Regions from separate parts of the Homo sapiens genome. Here region 1 is linked to region 2. The links are chromatin loops, found by intact Hi-C in ENCODE. Cell type or tissue: Caco-2. All regions are shown on one strand. Links, peaks and the distances in the headings refer to the core of each region. The heading gives the core; the rest is flanking DNA.

Region 1 (5,388 bases), core at 195-5,194, 58 kb after region 2:
GTCATGCAAAGCACACCGGATTGGCTATCGCTTAAGACCAATCTCACAAATCCTTTTTCATAACTGAAACTTTACAGAGAATATAAACAGTGATCACTGGGGTCCTGGCCTGGTTAAAATGTTTTCCAAAAAGAAAAAAAAAAAGTAACCCTCTCACATAAAAATTAACTGCTGACTAGATAGCGAAAAGGAAACAAAAGTTAAAGTGCAGGGTTGGAAAGATGCCTGGGGGAAGAACTTCATATTCTTTTGCAAATTGGTTCCTTTCCCCCAGGCATGGACCCAGCAGGAGTCTGGCCAGCCAGCTGTGCAGAGCCCAAGCCCCCAAGGCGGCCCTGGTGCCTGGATAGTGACTGTGGCTCATTCCTGCCATGCAGCTGGACACTGCACACACATGTGGCAGTCAGGGCCATGCACTCCACTCAGCTGGGAGAGAAGGCGGGTGGGGAGCCACTGCTTGCCCAACCAACCCACAGGCATGCTTGTGGCTGTTGTGGTGGGTGTGGACCACCTCCCATATTGTAAAAGAAAAGAAAAGAGAGGGGAGGGGAGGGGAGGGGAGGGGAGGAGAAAAGATAGATGCTGTTACTGTCCTCAAAAAAAGAAGAAAAATGTCATAGGAACAAAATACTCAGAAATAAAAGTGAGAGGTTTTCAGTCCACATTTCACTCACCCTTCTTCATGTCCCAAGTTCTGGGTGCCAAAAATGTTGAGAAAAAAAAAAAGTTCTTGCCAAGTGACCAGGTAAAATTAGGCATGCAGACACTTTGCAGGGTGAGGGGGAATGGAATTTACTGGGCAAAAAGGAAAAAAATACTTTGCAAAGCGAGAGGGGTTCCTGTTAACAGGCCTCACAGATTGAATCCCAGGTCACCACACAGGAACTGATGAGCCCAGGCTCCTGCCCCCTGCAAATGGCGTGAATTTCCTGAGGCTCCACCCCATCCTCCCCATGCCCAGGCCAGTGGGAGCTTCTCCCAGGACCCTCCCTTATCGTCCTCCTGCATCTATCAGTTGCATGAAGTGGTGTATAGCACTGTTCACTTAAGGTTTCTATACTTTGGAACACTTCAATGTTTAAAAAAGCTATAGCTCAATTTTTAAAAGTTCTTGGTCAAATAATAAAGGAAACACTATTATAAAAAGAAAATTATTTAACAAATACTTACTTATGTCTACTATGTGTCAGGCACTCTGCTGGTACTCGTGGATACAACCTAAAGCAAAAACACAGAAAACTGGCATATACACTGAATCAGCCACTTTTATCCTTTAAACTATCACCAGCAACAAAAGAATTTTAAAATTCAGTAACTTTATATTCTAGAATGAATCCTACAAATACACCTTTTAAGAGTTTACATATGAAAGGTTTTATAAATAAATTCTACCTATACTTATATGATCAATTCAAATTTCAGTTTTCCACAAAGGCTTTTAATCTCCTGCAGCCAACAGGGGCCTATCTTTAATTTAGACTCCTTTTGTATTCATAAAAGAAGTATCACACAACTCAGCACCTAATTGTTTTTGAAAAGTCTTGTGAATGTTAAATTTGTCTCCTACCCAAACTGTAAGTTCTTGTAAATTCCTTGAGAATAGAGATCATATCATATTTTTCTTTGGAATGTTTCACAATGCTTAGCAAAGTGTGGATTATGAGATATATGCTTAATTAGTTGTGGGTAGAGTGAATGAAAATTTCACTTAATCATAAAAATACTTAAGAATAGTTTAAGTTTCAGGAAAAATTAATTTTTAAAATAATTAATATCCAGCATTTTATTTTGCCATCTTCTACTAGCTCAATTTTCATATGCTTGAAAGAGATAAAAGTTATTATTGACATTACATTCCATTCTGTTCCCTGAGGTTCAGTTCTGATAAGAACTGAAGAGAGGCTACCCTTATCTGCTTAATACCAGTATGTTTGCTTTAACTGAGGAAAAGCTTTATGGGTGAAACATTTATCTCTAAATATCTCTTTATCTCTTACAGTAATAGAACCCATGCTTTTTAACTAAGTATATAGTTGCTTAAAATGAGGACTGTATGTTCTAGCTTTCCTTGCAACTGGGTGTCACCATGTGACTTAAGTCTCGTAAATAAAATATGACTGTAAGTGATAGGTATACTTTCTTTTTTTTTTTAATCAATTAGCTAAAAATTTAATTTACATACATGTTGGCCTGGATTAAAAACAAAAAAGTTAGTTTCCATAAATAGCAGACTTTAGGGCTGTATGACCCAATGACTAAAAATAAAACCAGGAAATTTTTACTAAAAGCTCAAGGATAAAAATGAACACTGGCTGGCTATTGAACTCCACATCTGACAATAATTACTGACAGTTTAAAAATGACATCCACAATATAACCTCAAGAGGACCAGGTTTATTTGTCCGACAGAGCAGCTCAAAATGTTGAGGCATCACTTGTTTGGATTATGATGGGTTATTCTCAAAGTTTATTTATTTAGAAGGGGAAAGTGATTATAGAAAAATACTTGAAGTAATTTGCCAATGAAGTCACAGATTCTAACAATAATCCACATCTTAGATTTTTAAGTGTGTAGTTTCATAGTTTAAACAAATTCTGTCAAAGAGCTAGTGAATATACTTTATCACTTTAACTTTCCATGAAAACCAAATAAAAATCACATCTGAATGATTTACTTCTATGCTTTTATCTGATTGTATACATATGATGTACTACACATCCAAGTACAAGAGGCAGTTATCTTCTCTGAGAGGTGCAAGAGTTGTTCTTTCATGAATGCCCTCTAATAGTGAAACCAGCACTTTTTATATATGCATTCATGTGCATATATACGTACTTCAAAAAGCAAAGCGTCATCTCTTCGTCCATTGTTAACTTAATGGTAAGAATGGGGGCCACCAGGCATCAGTGGAGTACCAGAAGGTCCTGAAGGCACTTAGAAAGGATTACTAGGAGTAGGATAGAGTCCTGGTGTGGGATACGATCCTGTAGGGGCAGGATATGGTGCTGGTGGTCCCCAGGCTCCTAGTGGAACGGTGCCCCATGGAACAGGTGGTGCTGCCCCAGAGGCTTGGGGAGGAGGAGGAACAGGATATGGCCCTGGAGATGGATAGGGCATATTAGGGGTAGGATACTGCCCTCCCATTCCTGGCACCCAAGGTCCAGAAGACATGGATCCCCATGGACCTAAAGGACCAGCTGCAGCTGGATCTGTGGGTAGCACCATATGGTCTGGGTAGCTCTGGAAAGGGCATATTTGGTATAGGATATGGCCCTATGGGCCAGGGCCTGGCACAGTTGAGGCTGGATAAGGACCACCAGGTGGGGGGCATGATGGTTCAGAAGGAGTAAAGGGTGCTGGGGGTCCTGGAGGTGGTCCGGTGGGAGGCACGGAGAGATACATTCCTGTTGGTACTGGTCCAAAAGGCACAGTGGAGGGTGTTGCACTTGGTGGGAGTCCAGATGGCACCGAAGGTGGAGTACTCGGATTATTCCAAGGGTTGGAGCCTGGTCAGCTTTGAGGAGGTTGGCCAGGTTTTGTATTGCTCACAGCAGAGGTTTTGGCAGGGGAGTGTTCAGGTAGTGCATCTGCCAACGAAAATTCATCAGACATTTTCCCAGCAATATCCGAGACTGCAGGAGGGTCTAGAAGCGGCGATGTGTCCAAGGGACTGGGCCCTGAAGAAGCAGGCGCAGCCTGACTGACTGCAGCGAGAGCAGCGGCGGCAACAGCACCAGCAGCACCAGCAGCGCACGGCTCCTCCTCGATAGGTGTACTTTCAACTCATGTTCCCAAAGATATGTCCTTTTCTTCTCCTCTTCCTTTAGACTGCTGCTTGAAATATATATGGTCATGACTGTGAGCCATTTTGAACTATTAGATGAAAACAACACTCTAGAAATGGCAAAGTGACAAGAAAGAAGGTACTCTCGTCCCGGGATGACTAAATTGAGAAAGCAACTACACAATTTCAGGAGTACCCATCACTAGCCTATTATATGAGAAGAAAACTCTATTAAGTTGTTGGTTTGGGGTCTCATATCCTAACTTATCTCTTGGAGGAATGATAGAAAGACAACAGTTGGCAAGGAATGATTCTTCCCTTTTCACACAATGCTTTAAGGATAAATATATTTCAGCCCCAAACTTTGGTGGATTATTTGCTTGTATAAGAAAGTCAAATCTAGTTTCAGATATTAAAGGCTAGATAAAAATCATTAGTTTTGAAGCTAATTACTTCCAATTTTCTTTTCTCTAGGTCTCATGCACACACACTAACATATGTTCATAGGTATACCCACATTTATCATGGGGTATCACCTGGCATTTAGGAAACCAATTGGACACCAGGTTAAATTAACCAGTGACAACTGTGACTTGTAGTTTTCATTTCATATGTTTATATTGACTGAGAATGGTGTTGCTTTTTGCAACCTAATCTATGACTGCATTCTTGAAATTGGATTTTGTCTGATTTTTGTATTTTATAAAAATTTAATATCTCACTACCTGATTGGAAGTAGTTTAAAATATTTTTGCAATGAACAATTCATAATTTCAAGGACACCAAAAGAAACATGGCTTTCATATTGCATATTCACTTCAAAATTTATATAGCTATACATTCCTCAACACATTAAATGTTCCCTGTATTTTCAAACATCCTCTACTTCTTCCCTCCTGTGTCCCAGGAAAACTTCTCTCTACCAAGGTTAAGAATAACTTCACCCACAGACTTCAGTGTATCCTTGTCTGCCTTTACCTTATTATTTCCTTACTTGATTCACTTCTTATAGGTTCTTTCCTTCTATTTATATGTTTTTTTTTCTATCCTAAAAACAACATGCAAGTAACAGTTTTTTTCTGGACCTTGATATTTCTTCCATATATTGCCCTGCATTTTTCATTCATTTATTAGACAAAAACAATTATCATCACTGTTTTCACTTTCTCACTTCTCATTTACTCTCTTACACTTGACATCTAATGCCATGCCTACCATGTTACTAAATTGCTTCAAATCATCAATCACTTAAATTTCCAAAGACATTTACTCAATCTTCACCCTCCTTAACTCTGAAGCAGGAATTACCTTGGTGATTGAAGAAAACTTTTTAAATATACTCTTCGTTTATCTCATAACTCTTTAACCACTCTTTTTTTCTCCTTCATTGGCTCTCTTTCTTCCTTTCGGTACTAATTTTCCTGCATATGTACTGTTTTTTACCCTTTCCATGGTAATATTTTTTAAAAATTTCTTTTGAGGAACTACTCTTTCCTCCCTTTTATTCTGGCACTATTTGGTTTACTATATCTTCATTTTTTGTTTTACTTTTTTTAAATATTGATTATTATTATTTGAAATTTTTTCTTTTCATAGGTTATTG
Region 2 (5,388 bases), core at 322-5,321:
GATTGTCTCCTCAATACCATGACACTAGTAATATTTAAATTAGATATATTATAATTAGTGATACAAGAGGCATACCAAGCCTGTCCCTGAACTTGGGTCACAAACATGGAGTTTTGGGGTGTAATGGAAATATTGGTCCCCACAAGGAAAACGTACGGATGGGTGGTGCAAATCAGGCACTGATAAGTGTGATTATGAAAAAAGGTCATAGTGTAATTGTGACTGGAATTATGATATGTCCCATCCCAGGTGTTAAGGGGGGGTGCTAAGAAGTCCCAGGTGCCATAAAATGTCTTGGGGTGGCATGGACTCTACTTGGGGTCTGGGATATCCCATCCCCCTATCGGCCCAAATTATAGGGGAATGGGACATGGATACGAAACTGTCATTGATGCCATAATAGATGCGGACATCAGTGCGATCGCCCTGCAAATGGCTGTGGGGGCTCCAGTCTAAGACGTTATAATTGCCTAGCTGGAGGCTATGGGCATGCACCCTGTGAGACACCTCCCAGCTAAAGTGGAATCCATTGCTTTCCCGGCTTTGTTCTTTAGCACAGGAAGGAATGTTTGGGAAAGTAGCATTGACTGCATTGCCCAGTTTGAGGACTCCTGAAACTAAGACTGTTAAAGCACTTCCTTTGCCATGATGTAGCCATAATTATGTTTGGGCAGGTACATAGTAACAGTTAGAATTTTTATAACTTACACACAGTGGGAGGATAGTGGAGTGATATGTAGTGTTACTGACACCTTAGTCCAATGTGTGCCATTAATGATGGATCCAACTGGGGGTAAATCTATCCCTCCCAGCCAAGCAGTTACATTATTAGAGGCTGGGAAGGGGGTGTCTGCCCAGGTGACGGGGCGGAAGAAAGGCGGATCTAAGAGATGAGCCCAATAGAGTGTAGCAGGTACAGGTTGCAGACAAAGCAAGGGGTCCTAGCCACACCATGGTATGGTTTGATGCATCATGCTGGAATCCAAAGAGGATCTGAGGGGGTGCGAACACAAGCATATCCTCTTCCCCACGTTAACAATTTATTTGGACCACACCATACATTACTGTTTGCATCTTTCCATAAAACTGCAGGTTTTATGTTTGAGAGGTTTTAGCAAAGTGCTTTCCTACAGCTGATTTAAATTTATCATCTAAATTTTAAAAATTAAGAGTAAATAAGGCTTGTGCTAATAGTGTTGCAGGGTCCTTACTCACATTACCACTTTTTTGTTTTCTGAGCATATTTTTAAGGGTGGGTTGGGTACGTTCTACTATGGCATGTCCTTGGGGGTTATACGAGATGCCTGTGGAATGTTGGATGTTCCACGTGTGACAAAGTTGTTGAACTTGTGAGCTGGCATAAGCCGGACCATTATCAGTTTTAATTTTTGTGGGCCGCCCCATAAATGCAAAAGTTAAAAGATGTCTAATGACATATCAGGTGAGCACTAATTAAGTGGGAATTGGTATCAATGGATACATGTACATATCTAAGTTTTCCAAATTCAGGGACATGTGTAACATCTGTTTGCCATAACTGATTAGGTTCTAGTCCCCCAGGATTAACACCTGTTGAAGGAGGGGATGTGCCTGTGAGCTGGCAATCTGGGCACTGCAGGATAATTTGTTTAGCTAGTCTCTGGGTAAGTTGAAATTGTTTAGATAAGTTTCTCCAGTTTTGGTGGAAAAAATGATGCAATTAGGTGGCTTGGTCAAGCTGTGATGTCATAACCTGTAGGTCTGCTTGATCATTGCCATAAGCCAATGGGCCAGGCAGTGAGCTGTGGGCCCAAATATGTGTAATAAGAATAGGATGTGTACGTTGATCTAGCAATTGCTAAAGTTGAAGAAAAAGTGCACACAGGGTGAGATCCAGAGTGGACTTAATGAAGGCTGTCTCAAGGTTCTGTAATAAACAGAGTAAGCAAAGTCACTAACAATATTGATGGGCTGAGTGGAAAAAGTTTCCAAGGCCAATATTAAGGCTCCAACCTCAGCTCTCTGAGTGCTAGTAAATCCAGAATGAGTGAGGGAATTATGCAATCTCTACCAGACAGCTGCTTTTCTGTGTATACCAGAGCCATCAGTAAACAGTATTAAAGCTTTAGGTATGGGGGAGTGAAGTATTTTTGTAGGCAAAACCACAGAAGTATGAGATAAGAACTGAGGTAGTTTATCAACAGGAAGGGCATGCTCTATATGGCTTGTGTAATCAGAGAGTACTATTTGCAGGCCTAAAGGGCAATACTGCTTCGAATTGCTTTATACTCAAAGGAATTCTGATGACATCAGGGTCATAACCTAGCAACTGATTGCATCGCCTGTGGCCTGAATAGATGACTTTACTAACCAGCTGGACATAGGGAGAGAGTGTTTTAGTCCTGGTATGTGAGCAAAAATCCCATTCTAGGAAGCATAGCCCTGGGGCCATCTGTCCTATTAACCCTGTAGGGGAATGTTTAGTGGGAAAAACAAACAACTGAACTGAATGTCGTTGATCTATGCAATCTAGTTGCCTCTGAGAAATAGCTTGCTCTACTTCCTCAATTTCCCTTTGTGCTACAAGAGTTAAATACCTAGGAGAGTCTAGGGCAGCATTGCCTTTTAAGATAGAAAACAGGTTCTGTAACTTATCAGTAGTATGCCCAAGGTGGGGTGAAGCCAGTTAATATCACCTAGTAATTTCTGATAATCATTTGAGGTGTGTGAGTTGCTAGTATTTAATTTAACTTTTGAGGTCTTACCGACCGGGAAGTTAGTATGTACCCAAGACATTTCCAAGGAGAGGACATTTGTACTTTTTCAGGTACTATGATTAAACCTCTTAAATGTGTATTCTTTACAACAGAGGCATATAAACTTAAAAGTACTGGCTCCATTGGGGCTGCTAGTAAAATATCATCTGTGAAATGAATAATCTTACAATTAGGAAATTCTTTTCTACTGGGGAATAAAGCCTGATTTACATGATATTGACACATGGTAGGACTGTTTAGCATCCCTTGAGACAGGGCTTTCCAATGAAATCAGTAAGCTGGCCTTTCATTATTAATAGCTGGTATTGTAAATGCAAATTTTTCTCTGTCCTGTTCTGCAAGGGGAATAGTACAAAAGCAGTCTTTTAAGTCAATAATGATTATAGGTCAATCTTGAGGAATTACCATGGGGGAAGGGAGCCTCTGTTGAAGGGGCCTCATAGGTTGCAAATTAGCATTAATAGCACGTAAGTCATGCAAAAGTCTCCATTTACCAGACTTTTTGGGAATGATGAAAATGGGCAAATTCCAAGGGCTGTTTGATGGTTCTATATGGCTGGCTTTTAATTGCTCCTCAACTAATTTATGGGCTCTTTGTAATTTAGCTCCCTTTAAAGACCACGGTTCTACACAAATTGGATCTTGAGAGAGCCATGTCAGGGGTAGGGGAGGGATAATAACAGTGGCCATTATTAGAAAGGGGTCTGCAGAGTGACCCCCTATTGGGCTAATAGGTCCTGTCCCCAAAGATTAACAGGGATGGGCATGATTAGAGGTTGTGTAACTGTTTTTCTCCTCTCCAAATCGCAACATGTTAGGGGGCATGTGTTCTGCTTGGCTGTGTGCACTTCTCCAGTGCTGACAATTTTTTGTTTCTGAGTGACCCAAGGCCAAGCTTCTGGCCAGTTTTGATCACTAATAATCAAAATATCTGCTCCTGTGTCCAATAACCAGTAAAATTCTTATTTCCAATTTTTAAGGTGATCATGATCAGTGATTAATTGATTCCAATATACTCCTATGGCTCCTGTGCTTCCAAAACTTCCCTTTCCCCATTCCCTTCCATGGGCATTGGGGACCCAGTATGGTAAAAGTAGTAACTGAGCTATCTTTGATCCGGGGGAAGAATATGCAGACCTTTACATTCCATCACAACTAATATTTCACTTTGATAATCACTATCAATTACCCCAGTGAACACATTAATTCCTTTACTGGATAGGCTTGATCACCCTAGGACTAATCCCATTGTTCCTGGAGGCAGTGGGCTCCAGATACCAGTTGCAGCCCTTTTAGGGTCTTCTCCTTCTCTTAGCACTAAATCATTGGGGCAAAGTAAGTCCAGTCCTGTGCTGCCAGTGGTGGCTGCTCTGAGAGAAGGACTGTGGGCTTTCCATCTGATCGAGGAAAGCTACTGGCATTGCCCCAGTTTGAAGCAGGGCCTGGGGCCGGCCCCCTCATGAGGTTTCCCACCTGGTTACTTATCGGGTTGCTGTTTTTATTAAATTTGGACCTGCATTGATTTGCCCAATGTTTCCCCTTTTTACATTGGGGGCATATAGAAGGGGGTTCTTTCCTTGAGTTACCTTGGTCTCTATTATTGGTGTATTCCCTCTTCATATGACCTGGCTCTCTGCATAGGAAACAATTTGGGTTTCTCTCCCTTTTCACTTTAGGAGGTCTTAATGCCATAGCCAATATTTTGGCTTTGTGTGTTTCAGTCCTCACCAGTTGACATGCTCATATAAGTTCCCCAACTGTGGCTGTCTTTCCTCTGATTGCCTGCATTACTTGCTGGCAGTCAACATTAGCATTTTCATAAGCCAATTGCAACAATAAGATATCAGCAGCCTTGGCATGACTAATTTGTCTCTTAATTGCCTGGGTTAACCGATTGATAAATTCAACAACTGGCTCTGAGGCCCTTGTCAAACATTTATAAACTGCTGAACTCCACTTCTGGGAATTCAGTCCAAAGCCGTGAGACAGCACAAAGACACTTGTGCATAGGCCTGGGAATGAAAATTTAGTTGTTGTTGTACATCAGCATGGGGACCCCTCCCCTGGAGCATAGCAGCTGTTATGCCTTGCCCGGCCACTTGATTCTGGTTGGCTTCTTGTTCACACAACTCATCATATTCTGCCCTCCAAAGGAGGTATTGGCTGGGCTCCAAAGTTGTTTTAGCTAGCACTGACCAGTCCCATGGGGTCATATGGAAGTTGTCTGCCATGGCATAATCATTCCTTTCATAAATGGGCTAGCAGCTCTGTTTTCTGTAATGCTCTTTCTTAGCTCTTTATAAGCGTTAAAAGAAATAGGTTTGGCCAGGTGCGGTGGCTCATGCCTGTAATCCCAGCACTTTGGGAGGCCGAGGCAGTCAGATCACGAGGTCAGGAGATCGAGACCATCCTGGCTAACACAGTGAAACCCTGTCTCTACTGAAAATACAAAAAACTTAGCCGGGCATGGTGACGGGTGCCTGTAGTCCCAGCTACTCGGGAGGCTGAGGCAGGAGAATGGCGTGAACCCAGGAGGCGGAGCTTGCAGTGAGCCAAGATCACGCCACCGCACTCCAGCCTGGGCAACAGAGCAAGACTCCGTCTCAAAAAAAGAAATGGGTTCACGTACCTG

What was found. Peaks named below come from ENCODE experiments on the same cell type or tissue, not always from the same donor. Only the 100,000 strongest peaks of a DNase experiment are listed, where the experiment ranks them.
Region 1: a loop joins it to region 2, with 5 times the contacts of the local background. A loop is called at or near these places in 3 of 110 quality-filtered maps.

The regions. Positions count from the first base shown.
Region 1 is chr6:100,887,828-100,893,215 of GRCh38, reverse strand. LOC107984041 (a long non-coding RNA gene) reads right to left here. Exons shown (of 8, transcript XR_007059692.1): 2 at 1,171-1,218. It also overlaps the pseudogene LOC728098. Among named protein-coding and RNA genes, the nearest start is that of ASCC3, 9.2 kb to the right of the region's middle. In Caco-2, for the core only: no CTCF peak of the experiment used is centred there; no DNase peak of the experiment used is centred there.
Region 2 is chr6:100,945,705-100,951,092 of GRCh38, reverse strand. The region is part of intron 2 of LOC107984041 (a long non-coding RNA gene); the gene reads right to left. Among named protein-coding and RNA genes, the nearest start is that of ASCC3, 67 kb to the right of the region's middle. In Caco-2, for the core only: no CTCF peak of the experiment used is centred there; a DNase peak (open chromatin) is centred at 2,342.